7 separate regions of the Mus musculus genome follow, and regions 1, 3, 4, 5, 6 and 7 are each linked to region 2. The links are chromatin loops, found by intact Hi-C in ENCODE. Cell type or tissue: heart. All regions are shown on one strand. Region 1 holds the start of Gm46968 (a long non-coding RNA gene). Region 2 has its middle 64 kb from the start of Gm22312. Region 3 overlaps Adamts9 (a disintegrin-like and metallopeptidase (reprolysin type) with thrombospondin type 1 motif, 9). Region 4 has its middle 30 kb from the start of Gm22312. Region 5 has its middle 43 kb from the start of Gm38863. Region 6 has its middle 40 kb from the start of Gm46968. Region 7 holds the start of Adamts9 (a disintegrin-like and metallopeptidase (reprolysin type) with thrombospondin type 1 motif, 9).

Evidence for each region. A loop is a pair of places that touch in the nucleus more often than their neighbours do. Peaks named below come from ENCODE experiments on the same cell type or tissue, not always from the same donor. Only the 100,000 strongest peaks of a DNase experiment are listed, where the experiment ranks them.
Region 1: it touches region 2 in a loop (2.4-fold over the local background); 3 of 42 quality-filtered maps call a loop at or near these places.
Region 3: a loop joins it to region 2, with 2.5 times the contacts of the local background. A loop is called at or near these places in 2 of 42 quality-filtered maps.
Region 4: it touches region 2 in a loop (5-fold over the local background); 5 of 42 quality-filtered maps call a loop at or near these places.
Region 5: it touches region 2 in a loop (2.6-fold over the local background); 4 of 42 quality-filtered maps call a loop at or near these places.
Region 6: it touches region 2 in a loop (2.4-fold over the local background); 2 of 42 quality-filtered maps call a loop at or near these places.
Region 7: it touches region 2 in a loop (7-fold over the local background); 16 of 42 quality-filtered maps call a loop at or near these places.

What each region holds. Positions count from the first base shown.
Region 1 is chr6:93,313,017-93,317,016 of GRCm38, forward strand. It overlaps Gm46968 (a long non-coding RNA gene), which reads right to left and starts at 1,718. Exons shown (of 3, transcript XR_001785331.2): 1 at 1,466-1,718. In heart, no CTCF peak of the experiment used is centred here; a DNase peak (open chromatin) is centred at 1,855.
Region 2 is chr6:93,443,409-93,447,408 of GRCm38, forward strand. No RefSeq gene overlaps it. Among named protein-coding and RNA genes, the nearest start is that of Gm22312, 64 kb to the right of the region's middle. In heart, a CTCF peak has its summit at 1,936; DNase peaks (open chromatin) are centred at 563 and 2,333.
Region 3 is chr6:92,872,899-92,876,898 of GRCm38, forward strand. Adamts9 (a disintegrin-like and metallopeptidase (reprolysin type) with thrombospondin type 1 motif, 9) reads right to left here. Exons shown (of 40, transcript NM_175314.4): 20 at 1-102. The region is part of intron 1 of Gm15737 (predicted gene 15737); the gene reads left to right. Among named protein-coding and RNA genes, the nearest start is that of Gm15737, 5.5 kb to the left of the region's middle. In heart, a CTCF peak has its summit at 1,881; a DNase peak (open chromatin) is centred at 2,223; H3K27ac peaks cover 618 bases.
Region 4 is chr6:93,537,491-93,541,490 of GRCm38, forward strand. No RefSeq gene overlaps it. Among named protein-coding and RNA genes, the nearest start is that of Gm22312, 30 kb to the left of the region's middle. In heart, no CTCF peak of the experiment used is centred here; a DNase peak (open chromatin) is centred at 2,291.
Region 5 is chr6:93,148,700-93,152,699 of GRCm38, forward strand. No RefSeq gene overlaps it. Among named protein-coding and RNA genes, the nearest start is that of Gm38863, 43 kb to the right of the region's middle. In heart, no CTCF peak of the experiment used is centred here; DNase peaks (open chromatin) are centred at 1,533 and 2,012; H3K27ac peaks cover 294 bases.
Region 6 is chr6:93,272,529-93,276,528 of GRCm38, forward strand. No RefSeq gene overlaps it. Among named protein-coding and RNA genes, the nearest start is that of Gm46968, 40 kb to the right of the region's middle. In heart, no CTCF peak of the experiment used is centred here; a DNase peak (open chromatin) is centred at 1,803; H3K27ac peaks cover 1,665 bases.
Region 7 is chr6:92,941,601-92,945,600 of GRCm38, forward strand. Adamts9 (a disintegrin-like and metallopeptidase (reprolysin type) with thrombospondin type 1 motif, 9) reads right to left here and starts at 1,934. Exons shown (of 40, transcript NM_175314.4): 1 at 1,441-1,934; 2 at 447-847. The coding sequence starts at 1,555. The region is part of intron 1 of 9530026P05Rik (RIKEN cDNA 9530026P05 gene); the gene reads left to right. In heart, CTCF peaks have their summits at 1,752 and 1,999; DNase peaks (open chromatin) are centred at 631, 2,021 and 2,851; H3K4me3 peaks cover 3,145 bases; H3K27ac peaks cover 2,936 bases.

The DNA.
Region 1 (4,000 bases), 130 kb before region 2:
GTACATCTATTGGATGTAGGATTGGTAAAGATCTTTTCCCAATGAAAGCAGTGCTAAGAGGAAAACTCATAGCTCTGAGTGCCTCCAAAAAGAAACTGGAAAGAGCATACACTAGCAGCTTGACAGCATACCTGCTCTAGAGCAAAAGAAACAAATATACCCAAGAGGAGTAAACAGCAGGAAATAATCTAACTCAGGTCTGAAATCAACCTAGTAGAAACAAAAAGAACTGTACAAAGAATCAACCAAACCAGGAGCTGGTTCTTTGAGAAAATCAACAAAATAGATAAACCCTTAGCCAGACTAACCAGAGGGCACAGAGACAGTATCCAAATTAACAAAATTAGTAATGAAAAGACAGATATAACAACAGAAACTGAGGAAATTCAAAAAATCACCAAATTCCACTACAAAAGCCTATACTCAACATAACTGGAAAATCTGGATAAAATGGACAGTTTTCTAGACAGACACCAAATACCAAAGTTAAATCAGGATCAGATAAGCCATCCGAACAGTCCCATAACCCCTAATATTTGCCTTTATGAGAGTGACCTTGCTCATGGTGTCTATTTACAGCAATGGAAACCCCAACTAAGACAAGCATGCATTGTGCCTTGTTTGTTTGGTCAACATCATATTCTTACCACACACACACACACAAAGTTCACTGAATTTGCTTCTTGTAACTTCATTCTATCACACTTTTACTGCAGTTGAAAGAAAAGCAGGTAACAATACAAGTTAGAAAATAAGAGTGCGATGCAAAGAGAGATGTAGATAGCTTTGTTTAGGATCACATTTGTAGACAAACCATGCTAAATGGGAGAAAAGCCTGGTTTACTGGTTCCCTCATGGAAATCACAGAACAATGAACATGTATTGTGCCAACAGATAATATCCAAGTACTTAGCAAAAGACTAAGAGCTAAGATCAAAACCAATTGATTTCAAACTGCCATCCTGCTGAGTTTAGCCTTGACTCGTAGCTTAAAATAGGAAAGAGCAGGCACGTTGACAATCTAGAGGAGAGCGTACTATCCATCCATAGACTCTCTGCAGCTTGGTGTGCATTGTAAACTAGATGATAACCTCACACGCTTTCTGCACAGTATTCGTCCGGCTCCTGTCAGTAGGTTAACAGCAACAGAAGCATCCCTGAGAAAGGTATGGATGCTCAATGTGCACCTGTTTGTTTCTAAATCCTGCCACAAACCTCGTAGGAAGGAATCTTATCATATCCTGCTGAAGCTAGAGTAGACAGAGAAATACGTCCCAATCATGTTTCATAAGTGGGAGAACCAGAGCTCTAGCAAACACTCAGCCTTCAACTTTTGGCTTTCAAGTGGAAAGGAAAAAAAAAAAAACCCATATTCTGAAGTTTAAAAATACTACATCCTTATTTATCCAAGCCTACTGACTCTTTGAAGGTCATGATAATCTCAATAAATCAAGAGTGAAACTACCTTTCTCTCACCAGCATCTTTTGTTTGTCTTGATTCCGGCTGTTCTGCAAAGCAGTATAGATAGCGAGGCAATTGTCTTTCTCCAAAAGCAATCTTCACCTCCACCTCTCCAAGTATAGGGGATCCCACATAATTGACCCTCTAGAACTTTCAGTAAATTAATCACTCTGAATTCTGAAGCTCAGCAAAAAGGCACTTGGTCTGACCCAAGAAAAACAGCTATCTTTGGCAGCAAGAGAATGCTTTCCCTCCCTGACAGACACGCCTCTAAGAAGAGCGACACGGAAACAGCAGGGCTGTTATTAACTCTGAGGTCAGCTAACACTGGTGGCATGGAGACCTGAGGAAAAAGGACATGCCTTCCTTAGAAGATGTTTCCTAGCCTCCTGCTTATTGTTTTACTGAGCCCATTGTGTTTGCAAGGACACTTTTATGTACCTAAGGAACTCTGGCTCTTTCGTAGCTCCTAAGGAATGTTCATTGTGACACACACATAACCTTGATTAGCCAAGCACTGGATTCCGGCATCATTTACTGGATGGGGGCCTTCTTTTTGCAGCCATGGGGATTGAACTCACAGCTTTGTGCAGGCTAAGCAAACACCACATTACTGAGCTATATCCTTAACAGGGGTTTCCTTCTAAATATGTTTGATCAGACCATTTTATGCTAAGGGTATATATACACTTTGTGGTTCTAAAGGCAGTAGGCTACAAAGGTTCTAGCCATTCGTTGTGATTTGTTGCATCTTAATTAATTAAGTGTGTGTGTTTTTCCGCAGCTGCATGTGTACATGTGTATACATACATGTAGAGGTTAAAGGTCATCTTCTGAAGTCATTCTTCATGTAGCTTTTCTTTTTGAGACAGTCTCTCATTGGCTGGAACTCACCAAGTAGGCTTGACCAGCAGGCCAGTGTGCTCCAGGCATCCTCTTCTTTGTCACCTCCTTTCTGGGATTAAGATTTAACCTGACTTTATAGATGGTTCTGAAGGCTGAGTTTAGGTTGTACTAGAAAGACAAGTACTTGACCAGTTGAGCCGTCTTCGCAGCTGGATCTTTAAACCATAACAATGCTTAGTTTAAAATTATGTACATGCAACAAAATCTAAAATAAATTTAGATATAGTTAAGGCTGGCGAAATGACTTAGCAGGTAAGAGTGCTATTTACTGAGTCTGACTGGCTGAGTGGAAAGAGAGGACCTGAGCTGTACTCTGACCTCCACATATGCACATGGAAGGTGGATGCTACCCTCCCCTGCCTCGATTACATTTGCCCACTCATGTGCTCATGTATGGCAATATTTTTTATAAAATTCTATACATGTATTGGAGCATTTATTAAATGGCAGCCTCTACTCTAAAGGTCATATGTCTTATTACCATTATTATTCCCACAGGTTTATTCATATGAAGCTATTATTATCAGTTTACTGATTTAGAACATGGTTATATAACTTTCTGAAAATAGTTGCACATTTTATTTTCAGACTAGCTCCTGTACAGCCCAGACTAGTCTCAAACTCATCTTGTAGCCAAGGATGGCTCCTAACAATGCTTCTTCTGTTTCTCTCTCCTGGGCACTGGGGTTACGGGCATGCGCCACATGCACCAGGCTTAGTGGGTCGATTTTTAAAGGAAAGGTGATGGAGATCAGAATGTTAGTTATCGGTAAAATGTCTGAAAATGCCAAGTCACTATTGCTCATCTGCAGCAGCTTCCCTGGAGTTAGGAGTAAGCAAAGCCTGTGTTTTCCAATCCAAACATGTTAAACTGCAAGGCTCAAGTTCCCAAACAACCATAAAGTCAAAATATTGCTCTGGTGACAGCTACAGCCAACATCTTACCCATGCCAAACCCAAGACAAAATGGGTTAGTACATTTGATGTGCTCAGCCATAGCCACCATCTCAGATTGCTTTTGGCTCTACATTCCTGAGGGTAATATAGTATGGAGAGTATTTTCTAGGTGAAAATTGCTGAATGTTGTTTCAGACCCATCCAAAATACATCAGCACCGGGAATAAATTTTATTGATTTGTCAACTCTGCACACCTTTTTGTGGAATAAACAACCTTTCTTAATGGTTATTGCAGACCCCAGAACAGAAAACATGGCAGGTGGCTGGTGCAATCCCAACTTAAAATAAACATCATATTTTCTGCAACCTGGTCATTGAATGATCCTTGATGATAGAAAGAAACCCATCTCCCGTAATAATGAAGGGATCTTTGAGACTAGGCCTGCATGATCCTTTCACTAGCCATGTAACAGCAATACACAGCTTATGTTTCTGCAGCCAATCCCCATTGATTTTATCATTCCGTTCTCTTGTTTCTAAAACTAACATGTAAAAAATGTACTTGTTGTCTTCCAATTTATTTTTTACTATTTTATTTTAGGTACACATATGTGTAGGTAGATGTGTGGTAAGCAGAGGTTGACATCCAGTGTCCCCTCAATCTTTCTCCACCTTACTTTTTAGAGAAAGGGTCTCATTGAACCTGCAACTCACTGGTTGGCTAGACAAGCTGA
Region 2 (4,000 bases):
TGATGATCAAAATGTGAATGATCAAAATACATTGTATGAAGGTATTAAATTCCCAAAGAATTAATAAAAATACCATTTTTTAAAAAATAAGGAAATACAAACCAAAGTTCTCCATCCAGCCCAGGACCTAGTCACTGTGTTACCCTGGGCAATCAGTGTCATGGTAGTCACCTGGCCACCTACAGGATGGGGGAGCTAAAGCAACCATCCCCAATGTCCCTCCTGCTTTCTTCTAAGAATACCTCCAAATCCGACAAGTATTTTAACATCAGGCTTGAAGTAACTGCAGTCATGGAAAACCTAAGAGTCCTTTGTTACATAAAGAAACTGCCAGGATAATAGGAAATACAAACCGCTTGTATAAACGTGGCTAAAAAAGAAAACTTAAGAGAGAGACCTCTTAGCAAGGCTTTAGAAAGACTCTGAGATAATATCCTGAGAGGATATAGCTTCTCATTACCATCTTTCGGTCCAAACAGCCAAAGAATGAGGCGTTTCCCTCTGGTCCCCTGGTCCCCTGGTCCTCTGGTCCTTGCCGTGAGTGCTCCTCCCCAGCCTTGTTTTCCTGTATTGGATAACTAGTAACAGCTTCCTTGGCCTAGCCGTCAGCTGGCTTGTGATTTATAAAACAGACTCCAAAGCAACCTTTGCCTTGCTGGACACTGAGAATTAGGCTTTCTGTACCTTATAGCATTCTGAGGGAGTCTTAACCTGATACTTAGCTGATACAGAATACTGTGTCTGTGTAAGGCAGAATAGTCCTCAGCCTGCCACAGAGCCAGGTCCTTGGCATGCCAGGAAATAGATGCTTTTTGTTCAGGAACAAATCACTGCCCAGACCTCTCCGCAGAAGCAAATGTCATCCTGTCATTATTTTCTCCCTGACCTGTGCTCGGGGCACAAATGCATTTCCCAGCAGTATCAAGCACTGTTCTCTGGAAGCTCCATCCTGCAGCCTCCCTATCCGTGATAGGGATGGGGGAGGGGACTCCCGGCACTGCCATGGAGTATGTGCCCTCTTTTGTGTGCCTAATTGTCCATGTAAAAAGCACGAAGGTAATTACTGGGGCAAAATCCACACAGGAATGTCAGTGGGTGTATTATCTCGTAGTCCAAAGAAATAGTGGGGAGTGGAAATAGCTTTTGAGCACGTACAATTCGTCAGTTCTCAGGTGTCAAATTAAATCCAAATAAGAGCCGTGGAGAATGCAGGCTTCTATTCCCATGTTATGAAGCCAATTGCCCAGTGCCTCCCCTGGCACATTAGTTAGTTTTTCATTACAGTATTCAAAATAAGTCACATAAAAAAATTAAGGGAAGAAGAATTCACTTTGACTCACAGTGTCACAGGGATCAAAGGACAATCCTTTGGACCTCCACACGTAGGAGCATATCATGGTCATGTGAACATGTGGTAGAAGTGTTTCTTTGCCTCATTTTGGATGGGAAACAGAAAGAGGGAGACAGGAAAGGGGCAGGGACAAGATACCCCAAGAACCTGCCCCAGTGATGATATACTACCTCCAACTGGGCCTGTATTCTAAAGATTCCAGAACTCCCCCCCCCCCCCATAGCTCCACCAACTGGGAACTAAATGTTCAACAACTAAGCTCTTGTGAAACTAAGCATTTCATCCCCAGATATTACAGTCATATAGCTACTACTGAGCTGAAATCCAGGTCCAGATTTGCTTATTTTTCAAGCCTGAGTTTCTTTCCTTGCTCTTGGAATACCCACATACCACTTGATGTTCCCGAGAACACATGCACGATTTCCTAGTTTTTACACCGATGAAGTTTCCAACATGATGGGTAGGGCTTTCCCTATAAGTGTGTCATAAGTAAGTTTTCTTTAAGAAGAACCTGAAATTTTAAAGCATCTTGCTTACTTGAAAAGACAGATCACAGGCCACATTACAAACAAAATAGCTCCCCCTAGAGTTTCCACTCGGTGAACATTCAGACTTCAGGAAGTCAGGGTTGGAAGAAAAGCCCCTGGTCAGATGTTTTGCAAGGTGTGCGTTGCCTCTTATTGGAGAATGATTGTCATTCCATCTGCTAAGAGAGGTTTTGCTACTACTGTTCAGGACATCCCTTCCACACTTAGCAAACTTTCTTTAGTGTCCACAACAATTATGGGGGGTCAGGGGTTGAGTGTTGAGGAGATCGCCGTGCTGAGTCTAGTGCGGGCGTTGGATTTGACCTACTCTAGACGTGCTTTCTGGCGGCAGAATTCCCTTCAGGCTTCCAGCGCGTATCTGGCAAACGAAACCACTGTCAGCCATCCAAGCGCTGAGATTCCTTGGTGACATCACTAGGCCCTGCGCCCATAGCCTCCCCTCGCAAAGCTGTGCGTCAGCATCACCTCAGGGACACTGGGCCAACGTGTGCTCCCATGGGTCTACAGCAAGGGAACACAGTTCATGATGCAAAGGCTGACGGGAACTTCTTGTAGTGATGAATGGTCAGTGGGCCTGGGACATCAAGAATGTAAACAACCTAATGGCCTTTGCTTTCATTATCCCTTCCAACAGCAAGCTCTCTGCGCTGCTCTCTGATTTGATTCCTCTCCAAAAGCATTTTCTAAGGGATCTGGGGAGATGGAAAACTTTTCATACCGCCCATGCAAAAACGACTCTTTAGTGGATAAAAGAAATGACATGGGTAATAATCAGACCTTCACTTTTATTGATGGTGTTGATGAAGGGATGAGATGATGTGGCAAATTTTAAAGCATACAAAAGCTGTGAGATCATGAGGGCATTTTCATATAATGTACTTTGAGCATATTCCCTCTCAAACTCCCTTTTCACCCTTCCACCTCTTTAGTCCTCTTCCCCTGTAGATACTTTATCATCTACTTTCATGTTGTATATGTACACATATGTGATTATATATATATGTATATGTGTATACATATATATATATATATATACATATATATATGCATATACACATACACAAATAATCTAGGAATCATAAACGTGAGGCAGCATGTGATGCTCCCATATCTAAGGCTGGCTTATGTCATTTAACAGTTATTTACAATTGTGTCTATATTCCTCCCCAAAATATAACTTCATTCTTCTTTATGGCTCACCATAAAGATCCTTTGCACATCTATATATCACAGTTCCTTCCTTACTCCTCTGCTGATGAATGCCTGTGTTGTCTCTATAACTAAGCATTGTGAACAGAGCTGCAGTAAATGCTATGTGTCCATCTGTGATAGGTTAATTCTTCATTGTTCAAGTAAGTACCCAGGAGTAGTATAGCTAGGTCAGACTCTGGGTATAGTTTTTGTTTTTCTGCAAGGAGCAATATTGAGTTCTATAGTGGTTGGATGAATTTATATTCACCCCAGTAGGGTACAAGTGTTCATTTCTGTCAGCATCCTCACCAGCATTTGTTATTACTAGTTTTCCTAGTCACTGCCATTCTGATTAGGGTGAGAAATTTCTCACTATAGTGTTTCTTGGTATTTCTCTGATGGTTAGTGAAATTGAACATTTTTTTTCTATATCCTTTGATCGTTGTGCTTCATCTTCTACCACCTGTCTACTTCTTTGGCTCATCTGTTGAGCTGTTGGTCACTGGTTGCTGGTTGCTGGTTGGTTGCTGGTTGCTGGTTTCTAGTTGGCTGCTGGTTGCTGGTTTCTGGTTGGCTGCTGGTTGCTGGTTGGCTGCTGGTTGGCTGCTGGTTGCTGGTTGCTGGTTGCTGGTTGCTGGTTGCTGGTTGCTGGTTGCTGGTTGCTGGTTGCTGGCTGCTGGCTGCTGGTAGCTGGTTGGAAATATCCTGACAATGAAAATCAAAACTGTCCCCAAGAACTTGATGCCCCTAATTAGCAGGAAATTATCTAATGATATTGATACCTCTTTCCCCCTCTAGCCTTTTTTTCCTACATAGTGTTGGGAGGGTTGGAAGGAATAAGGATGGGGAAGGGTGGTAGAAATAGGAACCCGTAAAATAGGCAAAAGTCCAGTTACATACATACAATGGA
Region 3 (4,000 bases), 570 kb before region 2:
GTCTTCCCGTCCATCCTGCTGTATTTGGCACAGTGGATGTCTAAAGTACGGTAGCCCAAACCACACTGGGCACTGCATTCGCTCTTGCTGGCAACGTGCCACCTAGACATAAATAATGGTGGAAAACCAACATTTGTGTTAAACACAAGTGTCACATCCAACTAGTAAGAAAGCTGAGTTCGTTCTTTCTTCATTCAAATATGATGACAGCTCAAAGTCACAGCCAGTTACAATCCAAGTTCAGACCAAGGTATCCGTGTGATTTTCATGGCTGTCAATGTACGTGGAAGTCACAGAACCACAGCCAGAGATGCTACGTCTGTGAAGAATCTCTTGGTACAGCTAGTCTGAAATTCAAGCAGCAGAAAGGAAAACAAACAAACAAACAAACAAACTGGAACTCAGCAAAGCAAGGACAGCAATTTTTATATGAAGTATTTCACTTGGCTCTTGGGAAACTCATCTGTGGAATGCTTCTTTTTGTCTGTCCGTGCTTGTAAATACTCAGCGACTATTCTGATAATAATAATGCAGGAATGAATAATATGGGGAATAATTAAAAATTTTCAAGTGTACGTGCTATACACTAGGAGCGTTATTATTTATTATTATTATTATTATTATTATTATTATTGTTTTGTAATAAACACTAAATTTGGGGGGATTGGCCATCAGCTCAGCTTCAGGATCAATAAGAGACCCTGTCTCAAAGGAATAAAGCAGAGAGTGATGAAAGCAGGTGCACACCCTTGCACATGTGTGTATACACTACACACACACACACACACACATACGGCTGGAAATGTTTTTGTTTGTTTGTTTGTTTGCTTGCTTTTTAGTATAGAATAGAGTTTATTCAGGGCATGGGGAGGGGAGTTAAGAGAGTAGTAGAGGCAGAGAAAGGCAGAGAGAGGGAGAGAGTAGAGAAATGGGGGTCAGTCATGACCACATGAAGAGAGAGGCAAAGATGCAAAAGCTGGACACAATATCTGGAACAGCAGATATTGTGTGTGTGTGTGTGTGTGTGTGTGTGTGTGAGTGTGTATATGACTGATATGACTGTGTGTCTGAACATGTATGTCAGTGTGTTTGTGTTTATATGTATGAACCTGTGTATCTGTGTGTATGCATGTGTGTACGTGTGCATGGGTACATGTGGAAGCCACTAAAGGTATTGTTTCTCTGGTTCCTTCTACTTATTGTTTTAATCACAGTGTGTGTGTGTGTGTGTGTGTGTGTGTGTGTGTGTGTATACCAGGTATAGAGGTTACAGTACAATCCTCACCTTCCACCATGTAGTTCCAAGGACCCGACTCAGGTCATGAAGTTTGGGACATGTGTCTTTATGCTCTGAACTATTTTACTAGTCTTACCTTATTTTCTGAGACAGGCACTGTCACTGAGACCTGTCCTGTCACTGGAAACTCAGACTTTGCTAGGCTGGTTGGCCAAGAACCTTCCTCTGCCCAGTGGGTTCCACTATATCCCCAGCTACACCATTGCACTTGACATTTTAAAAGTGGGCTCAGGGCCCCGTGCTTGCAGAAGCACTTTACAACTGAACTGTCTCCCAAACCCTCATTATACACTTTTAAAATTAGATTTGAATCCATCAGACTTTGCCACCTTTACATCCCTGATATTATTCATAACGAAGCCTTCTGACACACATCAGGTGCACAGTATATACTAATGACTACTCTTATTTTCTATAACACAACAGGAACAGAGTGCTTGAATTTAAAACATAAGCAAAAAATGTTTAATTCACAGTTTTTAAAATCAGGATTTTGAAATGTATGTGGAAATCTAGAAAAAGATAATTTTCTTCTAACCTCCAGGGGATCTTCTCTCCCATTATTAATTCCCTTCATCTCAGCCACTGGGAGGTGTGCCACTTCTCAATGTCCTAATGTTCACTCATACACACCTGTCTAGGGGAGGAGTTGGGAAAAAAGAGGAACTCAAGCCAACACGCTTATCAAGGAATTTCTAAGTAATGTCCAAAAGTAGGTCAGAGTTGACCACTGGCAAGGAAAGTGGGCTGTGATTTTCCATTACACTGAAATAGCGTCAGGGAGATTTTGTTCTAACACAGTAAACGAGGACTTATAAACTCATCCTTTATCTCATCCTGTCACAGGCCAGTTGGGGCAAACTGTCACTTCCTACAGGAAGTGAGGCAAAAAAAAAAAAAAAGGTGAACTCGTTCTACAGTGGCATCTGGAACTTCCATCTGCACTTTGATTTTTGGCTACCTTCTCAGGCCTCCGTGGTCACTTCCCTGGGGGAAGGCTATTTACCATCTGGAGAAAGGAGGGAGATGTCTTGACAAGAAAGCACTTTGCAGTTCAGCTGCCAAAGTCACTTCCCTGTCATCGCATAAGACCCAGGGGCCAAGCAGAGATCCCCAAGAAGAATCTATAAAAATAATCAAACTCTAAATTAAATCTAGTTTGCTCTATATTCTTTCTGGACCGTGACCTGTTCTTCAGTACAGTGTGTTCATAGTTCACTTTGTGGGAAATAAAATGCTATTATTATATTTCATTATTATATTTCAGGAAAGTATTTGCTAGTCAGGTGTATGTGTGTATCTCAGTACTTAGGAGGTGGGAGCTAGAGAGATGAGGGTGCTTAAAACCAGCTTGAGATACATAGAGAGCTCCTGCCTCAGAAATCTGAGGACTGGGGAAATACTTCAATGGTAGAGCCCTTGCCCAGTAGGCAAAAAGAGCTGTGTTCAGCCACCAACACTGAAAAAGTAAAATAAAATCTGTGTTTTAATATGCTAATAAGTAAGAACAAGATAAATACGTAACATGTGTGTAGGAGTAGATAATGGGGGCTGGATTAAATGATTTTGAGAACTACCAGAAGAAATGGACTTCTATACTGTAGGTCTTTGAAGCTTCACAATGTTTACCAGTATCATGAGCCTCCATATGAGGAAGACGATGTTTTGGAGGGCTTCTCAAATACACAGGTTAAGAGTTGCTTCGTCTGACTGGTGGTCCCATGAACATGCCTGGGAGAAACTACGTTGGAGTGTGACCAACCAGTAACCATTCCCTCTCTGTTCGCTCAGTTGTGCTCACAGCTGATTGGCCAGATTTCAGCATGAGTCTTGATTAGACGGACTGTCAGGTGGACAAAAGGGACAGTACATCTTCCATAGGCTTGGTTTGTGTCTCCGCATATTTTAGCAGGGACCTTTAATTTCCCCAACAGTCAGAAAAAAGCCAGCAGTGAGCCAGTCGTGAGATCACCTGAGCACTGACTGAAAGCCACAGTTGTTCGCTGACTTTTAGGCACAAGCACACGTCTGCCCCTTTGTGTGGTTCTAAAGCTAACCCTGAACTCTTTCTGCCCTCAGTGTTTGACTTCCTCCACACTCAGATCTGCTACCTCTATGAGGAGGCAGGGATGAAGAAGCCCCCTCTCCTTCTTATCTACAATCACAACTGCTTTGGCCACTCAGCTCTGTGCTTCCGGCTCTTGTCCCCACTTGGCCTCCGGCAGAGTTTCCACACCAAAAAAAAAAGTGTTTAAAAGTTGATTCTAAATGGGTAAATGGGGAATATAGAGAATAATAACACATTGACCTTGCTATTGATCAGAATAGAAAATTCAGGCTGAAGTTTTATCTGGTATTATGACAAGAATATAAACAAAAATCAGTCTGTACTATTTAATCAGCAAATGTTGGGTATGAATGGAAGCTCTCATGCTTATGAGCAGAGAGCCTGAGTCGATCACTAGGTGGGGGGGATCAGGTGGAACAAGGTGGGGAGAGTAGCGTCTAACACCTGTGAAGGATACACAATAAATTAGCCATTATTATTATTATGACTATGCCATCCTTGGCATTTGAGTCTCCAAGAAACTTCTATTTTTGCCTCCTTCTCTTAATTTTCTGCAGAGCTGAAGAGCAGACCCCAGCCCTCATCCGTGCTTGTTCAGGCTGCAGCCTAGGCCTTTGGTTTTTGAGAGACAGGGT
Region 4 (4,000 bases), 94 kb after region 2:
TGGATAGGGCTGTTGTGTTTAGAAGGATGAGCTCAGAGCTTTTGATCAATAGAGGCTCTATGCTGCCCAAAGCTGAGAGATCCTCCTCTGCCTTCCACATCACATCACTAGGCTTTCCACACATCCTTCAACAGCTCTTTGTGGAATTTTGGGCACTTCTAACTAAAGCAAACACTTGAAATTCTCTGTGCCTCAGTTTCCCCATGTACAAGTCAGAAGAAAGAGTGTTTAGAACTATTAGGTTAGATGCGACAATGGTGTGTGGCGCTTGGTAAGACTCTGCACCTTGTAAAGAGCCCAACAACTATTTCTTGGTTGTGAGTTATATATCTTCCTTGGAAATCATATCCTTATGAATATTGGTTGACCTTTTCCTTCATAACTCATCATGATCTCAAGTTATCAGTTTCTAGCCTCTTTAATTCAAGGATATTTAACTCTGCTCAGGCACTGTCCTCATTTATTAGTGACAATAATAGAGGACACAGAGTCCTTGTCCTTTATAGACAATACACACAATGTAATCAGTCAAAAAATAATGTTAAGGCTGTGACACTACAAAGAAAGGACTGCATCAGCCTGGGTTAGGCAGCCCCAATTCAGGTGACATTTGAATGACATCCTTTCCCAAGACCCCACTTCAACCTAAATGAAAAACAAATAGCATTCCACTCATGTCAGGAGACTAAAGCAAGATCCCCCAGCTGGGCTTAAGTGCTTTGAGAATTGTCCTGAAAAGAAGAACAGGAGGAGGAGGAGAGGTGAAGCCTAGGCCTGGATTCCAGGGCTTGTCAAAAAGATGCTTCCATGTATACTGGGGAGATATTTGTACTCAATGCCACAAAGGTGGAGCTTCTGTTCCAACGCTATCACTGATGCTTAGATAATAAAGTGTCCTGTGTCAGTCTCTCTGTATTTGAAGTCTGAATTTATTGCTTCAGTAAAACCTGTTCAGAGCCATAATGCATCTTGATTTGCCTTGTATAGACTTGGTTTGTGCCTGCTGTCTCTGAGCAATTATTACCAGCATTACCTTTCGATTTTAAAGGAAATCTAGTTTGAATAATTAGCTATACTTATAGAGGTACCAAAGTTTCAGCAAACCTTTCTGAACTTGTGTTTAGGTGTATTTTCAGGGATAAAATATTTTAAAAGTATAAAAAACTTTGGGTGTAGAGCCAAGTGGTAGAGTGTTTGCCTAACACATATAAGGCCCCAAGCTGAATCCGCCACACTGGAGAAAAAAATAAAGAAGAAGCATCATTAAAGATGCTGAACCTGAATTCCGCTCGTGTCGAGATTAATTCATATGATAATCCAGTTGTTTGTTATCATTTACCAAAATGAAATTGTATGTTAAACTTATAGCAAACTATTTTACACATGCACACGTGTGTGTGTGTGTGTGTGTGTGTGTGTGTGTGTGTGTGTGTTTATATATTTACAGTGTAGCTCTGTTTTTTTTTTCTTTCTACAGATAAATGAACTCATGGAAGCTACATGGTGAGGGTTCATCGGTCAACAGATAGACATACACTAGAAGCAGCCAAAACAATGAGCAGGCATTTCTAGGTTCAGAGTAATTCATGATACTTGGAGTCTGTGATGGTTAAACTTGATTTTCAGCCTGATAGGTCAGAATAAACTAAGAAGCACTCCTCTAGGAAGGGCTATGAGGGTACTTTCAGGGAGCGTTGACTGGAGGGAGAAGACCATCCTCCAATGTCCTGTCCCAGCAGGGAACTCAGACACAAGTAAAGAGGTCCAAGGAAAAAGTATTGTTGATTGACGGCCTGCCCTCACTCACTGCTGAGTCCAGTGGCTGCTGCTGCTACTACTGCTGTCACCACAGCTGTCATCCTTGGCTGACATCAGACTTCAGCTTCTTTGGCTTTCCAACATGGACTGATGACAAGTGACTTGGCATGAACCTTCCACGCCTTCAGAGTTAGGTGGAGACTGCTAAGGCATCCACTATCATAAACTGAGCAACTATCGGGTTCTCAGCTTCTCCAGTGTATCTTAAGAAATAATCTTTTCTCCAGCAGCCATAGGCCTGGTATTTAAAATAAATAAAAAAAAAATCCAAGCTCTTGATGCCTGATTGGCTAGTGTACAACACAAGTTTAACTCCCTGCCTTGAAAGGTGTCAGCAGCTAAAGTGAGCACACTGATTGGAAAAGAGCAGAACTTGGGATGGAGACATGTGGGAGGACCCTGATGAAGCCAAGAACATTGAACTCTCATATTCTGACAAGTTTGTTTTGCTCAAGTAAGTACTAGCAAATGTGTCCCCACCCACACTTCCTGAAGTATTGCCCGCTCCACATTTGCTGAAGGAATTAATTCTGCATTGTCTGTGGAAACAGTAATATCCTTCCCTGAAAGAGATGCCAAGGAAGATAATTCCAATGTCTCCCACTTACCCCTCACCTTTGTCCCTAGTCCTATTGTCAGACTCAGAGTGTTAGCAGGACCCTAGAGATTAAGTACACAATGTGTCTTGTGATGTGATGCACTACACTCCTAAAGAACTTGAATTTTTTAAGTTATAGGAACTGTGTGGTAATAGATTCTAAGCATATCGGGTAATTGTGGAAAGAACATAAAACTGACTCCATCTGAACGTGTAGAGACTCGTTGATCAGAAATTATGGGTTAAATGCTACACTTTGTACAGTTTTAAAGGGTGCTAACATCCGTCGACATAACAACACAATAGAGAACATCTCACAAGGCCCCACCTTTAGATGAAGAGCTACCTGCAATCAATGGCTGCTAAGAGAGAAAGACAAAGTCTCCCCTAGGGACAAGCTCCCAGATGGTTATTCAATCCAAGTGGTCAGCCCTAAACACTTGTAACAACCATTAAATGGGCTCAGTAGGTCTTATGTTGGGAGGGGTCAGTTATAGAAGAAAAGGTCATGAACCTGAGAGGGAATGTGGGGAACATGGGAGGAGTTGAAGGGCAGAGGGGGAGGGGTAGAAATAATGTAAATATAGCACATCCATATATGAAGACAAAAGAAATTTAAAACAGAACGTAGTGCTCTTCTGTGAGGCTTGCAGTAATGTCTTTTAATACAGGTACTTGCAAAAAATTTTCTTTTGAGTGCAAATAGGCTTTTAGTTGGCTGATGTATAGGTCAAAAGATAGCCTACACTGAATGAATTAAAAAATGCTTGATATCCCTTGGCTTTGAGTTGATGGTGGGATTCAAAGGCTCTGGGGAAGTGGAATGCTCAGGGAGATTTGCTATTTAAAACTAATCCTCCTCCATAAGAGAGTCCAAAGAACATGCCCTTCACCAATGCTGTAAGGAGCAGATTTGTGAGAGAGCCACCAGAGACTTGGAGAGCTCAGACCTTACCACGGAAGGGGTGACAGCTCAGTTACTTGCATACAGTGGGTCCACAGATATACAGAGTATCAAGGGCCAAATAGCAACAGGGAACTGCCGAAGGCAAGGTGTACTTACTGTAGTGGATGGCACAAACAAGGCAAAACCCATGGGTCAGACTCCTACAGGCTCATAGCACTGGCTAATCACTCATGGTGTTTGCAGAAGTGGAGGAAGTCTATTCAGTTCGTGATAAATCTATATAAGCAGAAATATTCAAATTAACCAAAGGAAACATTCGTGGAATTCACTGGTCTTACTATGTTCCCTGTCATCCTGAAGCAGCTAACTTGTTAGAAGAGTCAAATAACTTACAAAGACACAGTTATAACAACACCTAGGTAGTAATAGTCTGGAGGCCTGTGACTGGGCACTCCAAGTTAACCGTGTCTGAATCAGCAGCCTTTATATGGTTTCTCTCTCTCTCTCTCTCTCTCTCTCTCTCTCTCTCTCTCTCTCTCTCTCTCTCTCTCTCTCTCTCTCCCTGCCAAGATTCATGGATTCGGGAATCAAAACAAACAAATGGAGCACCTAGCAGCACTCCTTATTACCCACTAACAACATTTTTGTTTCCTGTCCCTTTAATTGTATGTTCCATT
Region 5 (4,000 bases), 290 kb before region 2:
TTTTTTAGTTCCTTGTAGATTTTACAACAATCTCTGGTAGAACTGGCCCACAATGAGCTGAATGTCCATCTTTTTTTAAAATTAGATATTTTCTTCATTTATATTTCAAATGCTATCCCCTTTCCTAGTTTCCCCTCTGAAAATCTCCTATCCCCTGCCCCCTCCCCCTGCTCCCCAACCCACCCATTCCCTCATCCTGGCCCTGGCATTCCTTTATACTGGGGCATAGAACCTTCACAGGACCAAGGGCCTCTCCTCCCATTGATTCGGCCGACTCAGCCATGCTCTGCTACTAGAGCACCAGCTAGCTAGAGCCACAAGTCCCTCTGTGTGTTTTCTTTGATTGGTGGTTTAGCCCCAGGGAGCTCTGGGGGTACTGGTTAGTTCATATTGTTGTTCCTCCTAGAGGACTGCAAACCCCTTCAGCTCCTTAGGTACTTTCTCTAGCTCCTTCATTGGGGACCCTGTGCTCCGTCCAATGGATGGCTGTGAGCATCCACTTCTGTATTTGTCAGGCACTGGCAGAGCCTCTCAGGAGACAGCTATATCAGGCTCCTATCAGCAAAATCTTTTTGCATTAGTGTCTGGGTTTGGTGGTTGTTTATGGGATGGATCCCCAGGTATTCATCTTAGTGGTCAAAAAGACATGCAGGGGCAGGAGTGGGAGGAGTGGGCTCCATCCCCTTTCCACAGCTAACTCAGTGCACTGAATCTGGGCTAGGATTCCAAGGAAAACTCCAAACCCAATTCCTGTGTTAGAAAGTGAGTAAGTGAGTAAACTAGATATGGAAGCTGTCATGATGAGAAAGAGAGAGAGGGAGAGAGAGAAAGAGAGAGAGAGGAAGAAGGAGGAGGAGGAAGATTAGAAGTGGGTGGAAGAGAAAAGAGAAGATAAAGAGTACCAGAAGGACTGAGAAGGGGAAGAGCTGAGCGAGCCAAGGGAGGGGACCAGAGAGAAGTCACAAGGAAAGTTAGGGGAAAGGAGAGGGCTTAGCTTCCAGGCAGGATTCACACACAGGTCACCTAGAGAGGAGGAGGAGAGTAGATGCTTCTTGCTTTTAAGTTATAACTTATTCCTTCTATCCTTCCAGAAGAACTTAGAGTGTCTAGGAAAGAAAGGGGCAGGAACATTCTCTCAGAAATGCTTTCAGAGAGAAAATGTTTAATTTCTACTTCTTATTCTGTTCCCAGTGACATATAACAACTCAGATAAAACTAAATTAGGCAACAGATTAATAACAAAATGGAAGGAAAGAAGGCAGAAGGGGAGGAGAGAAGGAGGGAAGGAAGGAAGGGCAGAAGAATGGAAGGAGGGAAGGCAGACAGGCAGGCAGGCAGGCAGGCAGGCAGGCCAGCTAGCCATGCTTTTCTCCCTAACAGCCTCGCCAGTCATTTTGGGGACTAATGCATCTGTTAATTCTAATCCTTCTGGAAAGGAACACAAACAGGACGTGTCCTGGAAACGTTGTTTGACATGTGGATTAGGCAATGTTGACAAACAGAACAGTCTGTCAGATACCTCCTCAAACCCCTAACACCTGGAGAAATGGGCCCCACACTCATGTCATGCCCTGCCCCCACCCCCAGGATCGGTGTCTCATCTCCTGGCATATGTAGACCTGTCACACTTTTTTGAAAGGACAACAAAAAAAGAGGACTCCCATGTCACTTCTCAGGTCACTTTCTTCTTTACATGCCACTGCAGTAAGCAATTCCCAGACAACCAGCTATCAGCTATTGTAATGACTCCAGTAAACAAATACAATAAATAGTAAACAATCCATCTCCTCTGAATCCTGTTCTCAGGCCCCTTCTCCTAGAACCACTTTCCTCTCTCCAGAAGCAACTTTGAGGGCCAAAGATAAGGATATTATTTGCACACATGCCAGATCACTGGCAGTGTGTGTTTTCAAACTGCCAAAAAAAAATGTGAAAAGGAAGTGTGTTGAATTCAGCTTCCTATGAATTGGCTTCAACTGGATGTCAGACACATTCTCCCTGGCATCTGCAGTCAGAGCAGAGAGACAGCTGTGAAAAGCATCGTCCAGCCAAAACGTGATTTCAAAAAGGTCATTTGATCACATGATTTATTTATATTGTTTCTCCATGGTACAAAGTGTTCTGATTCATATGCAGGACCCAGAGAGGGAGGATTAGAAAGAAAAAGAAAAAAGAAAAAGAAACCCTAAGGCCCATGACTCAGGGGCCCTGCAGAGGCCAAGGGGATGGCTTGGCTGCATTTTGAAGGCTTTTTGAAGCCTTCGACCCAAACCATGTTCTTCCGCATCAATCAAATTTAAAAAAGGATGCCATATCATGATAGGATTGATCTCTTTCCATACCCTCTGAAGCTTCATAAGAAACATGATTAGAGGCGGGCCTTGCTGTTACTCAGCAAGAACAATCACCATAGTCTTCTTCATTCAGAAGAGAAAACCAGGGGTCAACTTAATCACATTTCTAATGCTTTATCTTCTCCACATGGTGTGCGCCAACTTGAAGAGTTTGAGCTTTCTCTCTTGTCTTTTCTCTCCCAATGAGGCCTTGTCAATCCCATTCTAAGTAGACCTAGAGGATTTCCTAGGAAGGTTGGAACAGATGGTTTGTTTATATTCCCTTGGCTTTATCATTGCTTCCTAGATACAGGACTGGGGCTTTTAACCCCATGTTTATTTTTTTTAATTAGGTATTTTCCTCATTTATATTTCCAATGCTATCCCAAAAGTCCCCCGTACCCTCACCCCCAACCCCCTACCCACCCACTCCCATTTTTTGGCCCTGGCATTCCCCTGTACTGGGGCAAAGTTTGCGTGTCCAATGAGCCTCTCTTTCCAGTGATGGCCGACTAGGCCATCTTTTGATACATATGCAGCTAGAGTCAAGAGCTCCGGGGTACTGGTTAGTTCATAATGTTGTTCCACCGATAGGGTTGCAGATCCCTTTAGCTCCTTGTAACCCCATGTTTATAATGTTGACAGGTAGAATTTATTGGATGAATATTTCTTTGACCATATATATTATTTAACCTCTCTCTGATATGAAGTCCAAGCTAAATATTCTGATGTTGTTTGGTTGGTTTTTTTTTTGTTTGTTTGTTTGTTTGTTTATCTTTCTACTAAATCCCTATTCCAGATCATTTTCTCTTAGCTGTCCTTAGAGATGGAAGTCAGGAGTTTGAAAATGTCTTCTGAGCATTACCAATACTCAAAGAAAAGAAGAGTCAGATCTATTGAGAACGAAAAGAATGTAACATTGGTCACGCAATACAACCAGTGCTAAGCACCTTTTCTTCTTTTTCCCCCTTCCCCTTCCCCTTCCCCTTCCCCTTCCCCCTTCCCCTTCCCCTTCCCCCTTCCCCCTCCCCCCTCCCCCTCCCCCTCCCCCTCCCCCTCCCCCTCCCCCTCTTCTTCTTCTTCTTCTTCTTCTTCTTCTTCTTCTTCTTCTTCGTCTTCTTCGTCTTCTTCGTCTTCTTCGTCTTCTTCGTCTTCTTCGTCTTCTTCGTCTTCTTCGTCTTCTTCATCTTCAGAAGTGGCTCACTAGGAAAGACATGAAGCACAGAGTATATTCAGTGATAATATCTGTGGATATGGTTGACTGATTTGTCTCTTGGTTGCTGGAATCTGACATTTCCACAAAATTTGACTTGAGAATGACTTAAGACTTAAAGCTCCTGAATCTACAGCAGTGGCACCCAGTTGGTTTCCAGGGACTCAGTAATTTCTCTGTAGTTTTCCTTAAAGAAGCATTATTTAAACTAAGACGGCCTTTTCTCCTGAAGTTGGAAAAAATTAAAAGTCAAGTATCAATACTATGTGAAACAATTCTCTGATGTGCTGAGTTTTATGTCTCTCCAAAACTGTGTCATTCCTGACAGGGCTGGTTTTGAGAGGGTATGTCTCTGGTCAAAGGCATATGACATTGGCCTTTCTGGACAAACCCTGGACTTTGATGTTGAAATTCAGTCCATTTTGCTTTTCTTTGCTCTGGGTCAGAAAAGAGA
Region 6 (4,000 bases), 170 kb before region 2:
GAACCCGAAACAGAAAGACAACAGAGAAAAATTTCAGCTCAGCCTTTCTAGATTGGAAATGATGCATGAATGTTGTTGTTTCTCCAAGACTTCAGCACAGGTATAACATGGTGCTAATTTAATCACCCGGTGAATCACCTTTTCTCTGTGAGATGTTAACACTGATGTAAGATGTTTCCATGTGAGGAACGGGAAAGACTTGAGACACAAAAAAGCTTCAAGGATTGGTAAATAGAATAATGTGGTCTGTACCCCACTAATTTTTCTTGCCATCCATGAGAGGCCCGATGGGCTGCAGCAATGCATCATTTAGATCGCCCCTTCAGCTGGTTCATGGAAAACTAACAAAAATTGATGTTGTTATCTGGGGTTTTCGTGTGTGATTTGTCTAACTCTTTACATTCATTATGGGTTTTGCCCTTCTTTAATAAAATGGCCTGATATTGCCTTCAGATGTTGCAGAAAACTTTTTGGCTGGCTGGAAAAAAATATTAGAAATAAATAAGTTCACTGGAAGGACATTCACACTGTCCATTTGAATGAGCGTCCTGTGGCAGGCAGGCTGAGGTGTGTAGGCTTTCTCTCCCCAAGCTGGACAGCACTAATGACTTTCTAAAAAGTACGTCCTAACTTGTATCCACAAAGGTTATATGCGAGGCTCCTCTTCCAAAGCCCGGGAATAAGGACAGGAGCGGGCAACTAGATCCCACCCCTTATCGGAATTTAGCCTCTAGCAGGAAGACAGACATCAAGTTAGAAATCAGCAAGGAGGTTTGAGGAGCATATGGAGAGAATTGGCCATGCTAACCTAGGCGTTTAGAAGCTCCCGTCCATGAAGAAGCAGAGACTGCTAAAAGAAGCTCAAGACACTCCCAAGCCAAGAAGAGGCACGCTCTATAGATCACCAGAAATGGCAGACAGAGAAAGGCAGTTTCACTCTGTTGTTCAGACTTCAGCCTCTGTGCATGTGGCCTTGGTTTCTAGGCCTGCTCTCTGCACATTTAAAACTGTCTTCATTTCCCCTGTGATGCTTTTGGGAAAACAATATAAAAATTAGAACTACTCTTCGTTGACATGGTGTGCCAAATCCACCAGACCTTTACGCAACCTTAACTTCTGTCCGTACTTGAAGACAAAGGGTTCGGATCACTTACTCGGGTGATCAGTGAGCTAACATTGGATTCAGAACAAGATAGGAGATGCTCAAATGGCAGATTCCCAGTGCTTCACGAAGGTTTCTCCCATCACGATCTAGAAAATATTTCGTCACGATGACCAGTAGAGGGATATTTCAATTAAAAACACGGCCCAAAAGTAGTGAAACAATTATGAATTAATTAATAATTGGCCCAGGCCCTTCCAGCTGTTTTAAGTTGGACTCTCAGAGGATATTGAGCTGGGAACTTGAATTTTAACAAGCAATCCAAGTGCATCCCATGTATGAGACTTTCTAAACTTCAGCTAACTTCCAGGCACTGGTGAGAAAAAATGGAGCGGACAGAAACGAAGCCTGCTGCTCATGCAGTCTCAGCGTCTCAGCCACACTCTCAGGCTGTTCATCTCGCCTTCGGATGAAACACTACATGGCAAAGTGCTCATGATTTCCAAACTGCAGATCATTTAGCCTCCCACTCAGGCAAACGCTCTAGGCAGGGCTCAGGAGAGTTGCTGGCTCAAGCTTCAGCCAAGCTGTGAAAAGTGAGGCTTTTCCAGAGGAAGTAAGATAAGGCAGAACTTAGAAAAACAAACATCCTGAGGCCGGTGTGCCAAGGGCCACTGGCAAAATCTATAGTCCAACGCTAAGTGAGTTAAACAAACACATTACCGGGCCATCCAGGAAACTTGAAGCAGATGCTGGAAGTAGGGTGTGTGTTTTCAACCTGGGGAGAAATATCCTGAGGAGTGATGGTACAGAACGAGGCACAGAGCGTGCAGAGTCATGACAAAGTGAATCGCCAGCAGGCAGTGTACCTGTGGTGGGCAGGCAGTGTTCCAGTCCTGTGGTTCAAAGCCAATTTAGGCCAGGAAGGCGAATTGTATCCTACTATTGGAGCTGTTAGGGTCTGGGCCAAGGCAGCCCTAACAAGCTAGGCTCAGGCTAACACTTGGAAGCTTTGGAATGCTAAATTGGTGGGGTACTGCCTGCCCACCCATTACTTCATGTGAAATAACTGTTCTGATTCAAAATAGGGATGAGAGCAGTCATACCAATGTCTGGTAATAAATAAATAAATAAATAAAATGATGTATTGGCGCTCTACACAACTTTACCTGGTGAAATAGTGTCCAGTAGTGTGCTTAGCAATTCCTCAGCACGGAAGACACAGTGGCCCAGCAGTTTGCTGGTTTTTGAATAATAACAGCATAGATTCCCGTTCACTATTTTGGTTTCCAGAAGACGCTAAGACTGAGCATGGTGGCACATACCTATAATTCAGCAATTGGACGTAGGAACATCATGAATTCCAGGCCAACCTGGCCTACGGAGTGAGATCTTATCTCACTAGGGAAATACCGAGGGAGGTCGAAATGAATGGATGGATGGATGGATGCGTACTTTAGGCCTTTCCCCCTGGGAGCTCAGTTTTTGGTAATATTCTAGCATTGCTGGACCTGGCTTTACAGCAGTTGGGGCAGGTATCTCCCAGTCGTCCGTGCGGGCTCGCGTGAGAGTCGGAGGCATTCTCTGACATGGTCTCCCCTGGAGCTCTCTCTTTCTCCCACTCATTCCCTTTCACATGATGACATTTAATTAGCCATCTTTTTTTGCTTGCTTTTAATTAAGGAAACACTGTTTGCACTCTTCTTAGAATCATTCACTGAATGCCATCTAGACTCTTGACATTTATTTAGGAAATAGCATTTTTTGTAGAGTTTTTATAGCATGAATATTAGATGATGAGGATAATTCAAAACCCTCCACAGAAACAGGCTCCTACTCCCCTTCTGCATTTTTTAGAACAGTAAGGTCAGCCTTGAAATCTCAGCTGCACTTTGGATTTATAGTAGCAGCAACAATTTGGAAAATTTTGGTGTATTTTAAGCTAGCCACCCAAACTTTGGCTATGTCTTGCGAAATGTTATAGAGCTTCTCAACAAAAATAGCTGCAGGGGAGGGACTGGGGATGTAGCTCCATGTAGAACACTAGTTTAGCATAGGCCAGGTCCTGGATTTGATTCCTAGTGCCACCAAAAATAACTGTCCTTAGGAAGCAATTGCCTTTACTACCAGTGCTTTTTAAACATTATAGTTATCAAGGAATACCCAATTATTCTCTTAAGTAAGAAATTAAGATCTAGTTGCGGGTTCATGAAGGGTATTCTCTATGGGCTTGCGAATGGGAGAAGAAAAATGAGGGGAAAGGAGGTGGATAAAGGAAGGCAAAAGGCAGGAAGGATGGAAGGAAGAAGAGAAGGGAGGGGAGGGAGTGGTGGCAACCTCTTTTCTTTTTTTCTTTTTTGGGTTTTTTGAGACAGGGTTTCTCTGTGTAGCCCTGGCTGTCCTGGAACTCACTCTGTAGACCAGGCAGGCCTCAAATTCAGAAATCTGCCTGCCTCTGCCTCCCGAGTGCTGGGATTAAAGGCCTGCACCATCACTGCCCGGTGGCAACCTCTTTTCTTATTTCTTTTATTCCATTCAGATAATTTATTCTTTCTAGTCTACACACCCAGCCTCTTGGTTTTAATAAAAAGGATTTTTTTTCTGTAGGAACCCCCTCCTATTCCCCATAATACTCAGAGAGATGTGTTTGTTAGAGAGCTCTCACAACAAAACTTACCTGATTCATTCTTTCCAGGGCATCTCTTAAGATCAGCACAAGTCAAGGACATAGGCTCTAGAGCCTGTTGTTTGGCTCTAAGTTGTCCTGCCCCCATTTTCTGTAATCTGAGGGCAACTGTAACACACTTAAAGTGGTAAGCTCACCGTGTATATGTAAAGACACATGGGCTCACATGGCTCCCAGGTCTCCAGAGTGGGGGGCAAAAATAACCTCAAGAA
Region 7 (4,000 bases), 500 kb before region 2:
CCAGTAGGGGTGTCCAGGGATTGTCAGTTTACAACCCTGACTCAGGACGCGCCAATGAGGAGTTGAGTCCGCCCTGCGCTCAGCTGCACAGCCCCAGAGCGGCCAAGTTTGCTACAAGAAACCACAACCCAGCAACTTTCTCTGAGTTTGTAAACCGACATGCAACCTACTCTGCAGAGTTGGGCTGCTTACAGCAAACCCAATCCATCCGATCTAAGACAGCTCCAAATGATACACGACCCTCTGGGGGACAGATGTGTACACTCTTCTCTTCTCGAGTGTAAGAGCACACACTATGCTGGTGGACCCCCAATTCCCGAGAACTAAGCCAGGGTTGATATTTAACGCCAGAGCATAGACTCGGTAGGTTCAGACTAGGGTGCAATTAAGTCTTAAAAAAGCAGACGAGGAGGCGGGGAGGAGGGAAGGGGCACGCGCCCACTTACCATTCCGGAGCACAGGCTGATGACCGCAGTGTGCTCGGACTTGGTATTGACATGGCCTTTGTAGAAACAGTGCCTAAGTTCCATTTCCTCCTCGGAATACAGCTTGGTCTGGTTTACCCCTGGCTCTCCAAGGAGGGTGACAGTGAACAGTGGAGCGATAAATCCGGTATGGGCGGTGAGATTAAATAGAAACTGCTGGCCGAAGGCTGAGAGGCGGTAGTGCTCCTGGGAAGAGGTAGAGGAAGACGAAGAGGAGGCGAAGGCAGGCCAGGGGTCAGAGGCAGAGTTAATGCTTCGCCGCCTTCTTTTGAAGTGCACGTTCGTGGGAAAGGGTTCCCCGAGGGGGTTCACTCGGATGGGAGACGCGATCTCATATTCGCTCAGACTCTCTAATAATTTCACTGCAGGGAGAAACAGAGGCAAGTGAGCTAATCAGTCATTTCCCCCGAAAGCTTTAATTTAAAAAGAAGATGGGGGGCTTTGTCCTAATTTATTTCGCAGCCACTTCGAGTCAATTCCTTCACGCTCCACCACTGGATAAATATTTGTTGAGCGCCTACTGTAATAGTAACAGCCGAGAACTAGGTGAGGGGCCGAGACTACAGCATTTGAAGTCAGACAATGAACAAATATAAAAACATAAAATAATTACAGATTCTGATAAATATCCTAAATAAAATAAAATGTGTGCTATCTGGTGATCCAAGCTATTAATTAGGACTGGTTTGGGTCAAGGGATAAGGAGGGTAAAAAAAGTCAGGTAAAAAGGACTGGGGGTGGGGGTGGCCCTAAAATTCTTGCAGTGCTTCCTTCCCTAATAGTTGACTAAGGATGACCCAGAGAAGGGAGAGGTTCCGAAAGGAGAGGTAATTCTTTCTAGGAAAAGGAGAGAGGCCTCTACTGCGGGGTGCCCGCCCCAGAGCGTGTTCAAGAAGGTGGCGATGGAGTGTGTGGGGGCGTGGGGGGGGGGCTTCAGGGTTCAGAGCCATGTTACCTTGCCTCGGGTGCAGCCTGTCCTTGCGCACGGCCGCCGCGGAGTCAGGGCTCCTCATCTCAACCAGGTCCGGCACCAGGAGCGTTAGCAGTGTGGCCCAGGATACTAACTGCATGGTGCTCCTCACCCCTCCCCCCGCTTCTCCCACCCCCTCCCTCCTGCCGGCTTTGGTGGCTGGCGGCGACGCGAGGCAGCAGCCTTGGAGAGCGCGCGGAACCCCGGCGCCCTGCCGCCAACTTTTTGACTTTAGGAGTCGCTGAGGTCCTGCAGAGAGGGTCCCGTCTGCGCTCCGCTGAGCAACGCTGCCGCCTGCCGTGAGCTGAGGCGCTCGGGCCGCAGGAGGAGGAGAAGGAGGCGGAGGACTAGGGCTCGGCGGCTCGGCCGCATAATGTCCAGCCTGCGGGCAGGAGAAGGCGCGGAACGTGCGCTCCGAGGCGCGCCGGGCGCCCTTTGCTGGCTGAGTTAGCCGAGCCGCTTCTTGAATGGGGGGCCAGGGGGCGGGGGCCCCCGCGGGCGCTCAAATACCCTAGGTGCACGCCTCCAGGAGGAGGAGAGGGGAGGAGAAAACGGGGCAGGCGGCCCGCCTCCTTGTAGATCCTGTCCCCTCCTCGGCCGCGGGTGCCAGGACTCACCGCTTTAGGCCCCTCCAGCTGCCGGAGGCGGAGGCCAGAGGCGCCGGCAGTGCCGGAGCAATCGGTGGCCGTCCGCGTCACCTCCCCGAGGTGGGGTTAGCAGAGATTCCCTGAGAAGGAGGGAGAGCAGAGAAAGTTCTCTCTCTCTGAGGTGGCGCTCAGCCACCCACTCCGATTCCCCTTTCCTACTTTGGTCTCCGGTTTGGAATCTCTCTCTCGCCAGGTCTTGGTGTAGGTCTCTTTGGGCCCATGTCCCTTTTCTCTGATGGTCTCTTCCTTCTCCGCTTTCTACTGAGCCATCTCCACTTCTCCGTATCTGCCTGTCCTCTTCATTCTGCCCCCGTCTCTTTCCATCACCCAACTTGGCATTCCTTACAAGAGGAAAAAAAAAAAAAAAAGTAGCCTTGCGCCGTCCTAGTCCTACACTTGATCACTATGAACCAGATTTGTCACCTGAGCTCCACTCTACTTAATTGCCCCAAGTCAAGAGTTTTAAAGGCAGGGATCTATTTCAGTCCAGTAGTTCTAGTTGTGTTTCTGATCCGCAGTTCTCTGAAAGTTTCGCAACTGTTTAAACCCGGGTCTTCCCGGGACCTCTGTCCCTGTGGCGAGAGCTCTACAGGTTTCTGTAGCCCCCCCCCCCCCAAAAAAAGGTTAAGACGCTTACTGTGCGGTTAGAGAGGGTGGGGACTTGGAAGCCCCCAACTCTGCCCGACATTTGAGGGGAAGGGAGTAGGGAAGGACTGTGAGGCCATAGGTCCCGGGGAAGGCACTCGAACCTCCAGGGATTTCCAGTCACTTCCGCTTGCTCTCAGAATTAGAGAGGATGCAAGCAGGGAAGTGGCTCCAAGCAGATAGTTCAAGTTATCCATCATCTCCCTCGGGTTGAAGATAGACATTTGGAAGTCAGAACTCTAGAAAAGGAGAAAGGAACAGAGGGAGAAGGGGGAGGAAGTAAAGAGGGAAGATTGTTAAATCATGGATAGTTAAAAAAAGCACCTTTCTTCCTTAGCTCTCAGAGGAGAGGATGCGCCAATTCAAAGGGAAAGGAAAGGGCATTTTCAGTAACTGATATGACTAATAAAGTTATAATCGCCCAAGTTTCCTAGAACCGGAGTTCTCTGCTGCTTGGCCAGCCACTCAGAACTGAGAATATCAAAGTGCCAGTAGAGACCAGCCAACAGTGTGCTGGGAGTGCCACCCATCCTGGAAACAATGATGTATACAGTTCTGATGATAGCGGAAAAATGACTTGGCAGGTCTGCCAGTTCCTAAAGATGTTGTTAATCCAATTGGTTAGGCACCACTGCCACTGTGAAGAGGCTGGGCATCCGGTATCCCTGTGCGGATGTGCACTGGAGATCTCGGAAATCTCGCTATTGAGGAGGTTGGAGAAATCTAGACCAGTCTAAAGCATACAGGAGACCCTGTCTTAATGTAAAAATAAAATAGCAAACAAAAGAACCAGCGAATTTTAAAAAGGGACTTTAAACCTTGAATCTTCCAAATAACTCACAAAAGTGAGTTTCTTCTAGCATGCCATCTTCCTCTTCATTAGGTGCTAAAGCTCCCTCTGAATTATTGTGCCTGGAAGTTGCCAGAAGCTGAGCATGGAAATCAGTCCACAAGAACTGACTTCAGTGGAGATGTAACAGCACCTCTACACAGTTACTCACCTGCCTAGCCCTTCTGAAAGTATCTTCTACCAGGGAACTCCTCAATCTTAATTCAGACACCTCCTGATCAGGAGATGCTAACTGCACAGGCATTACCACAGGAGAGGCTGAAGAGACAGCTCCTTGGTAAGGAACACTTACCTTTACAGAGACAGGTCCTGAGTTTGGTTTCTGCTGCCCACGTTTGGACGATTACAGCTGTTTGTAACTTGTTTCAGGAGATCCCACACTTTCTTCTAGCCACTCCCCCAA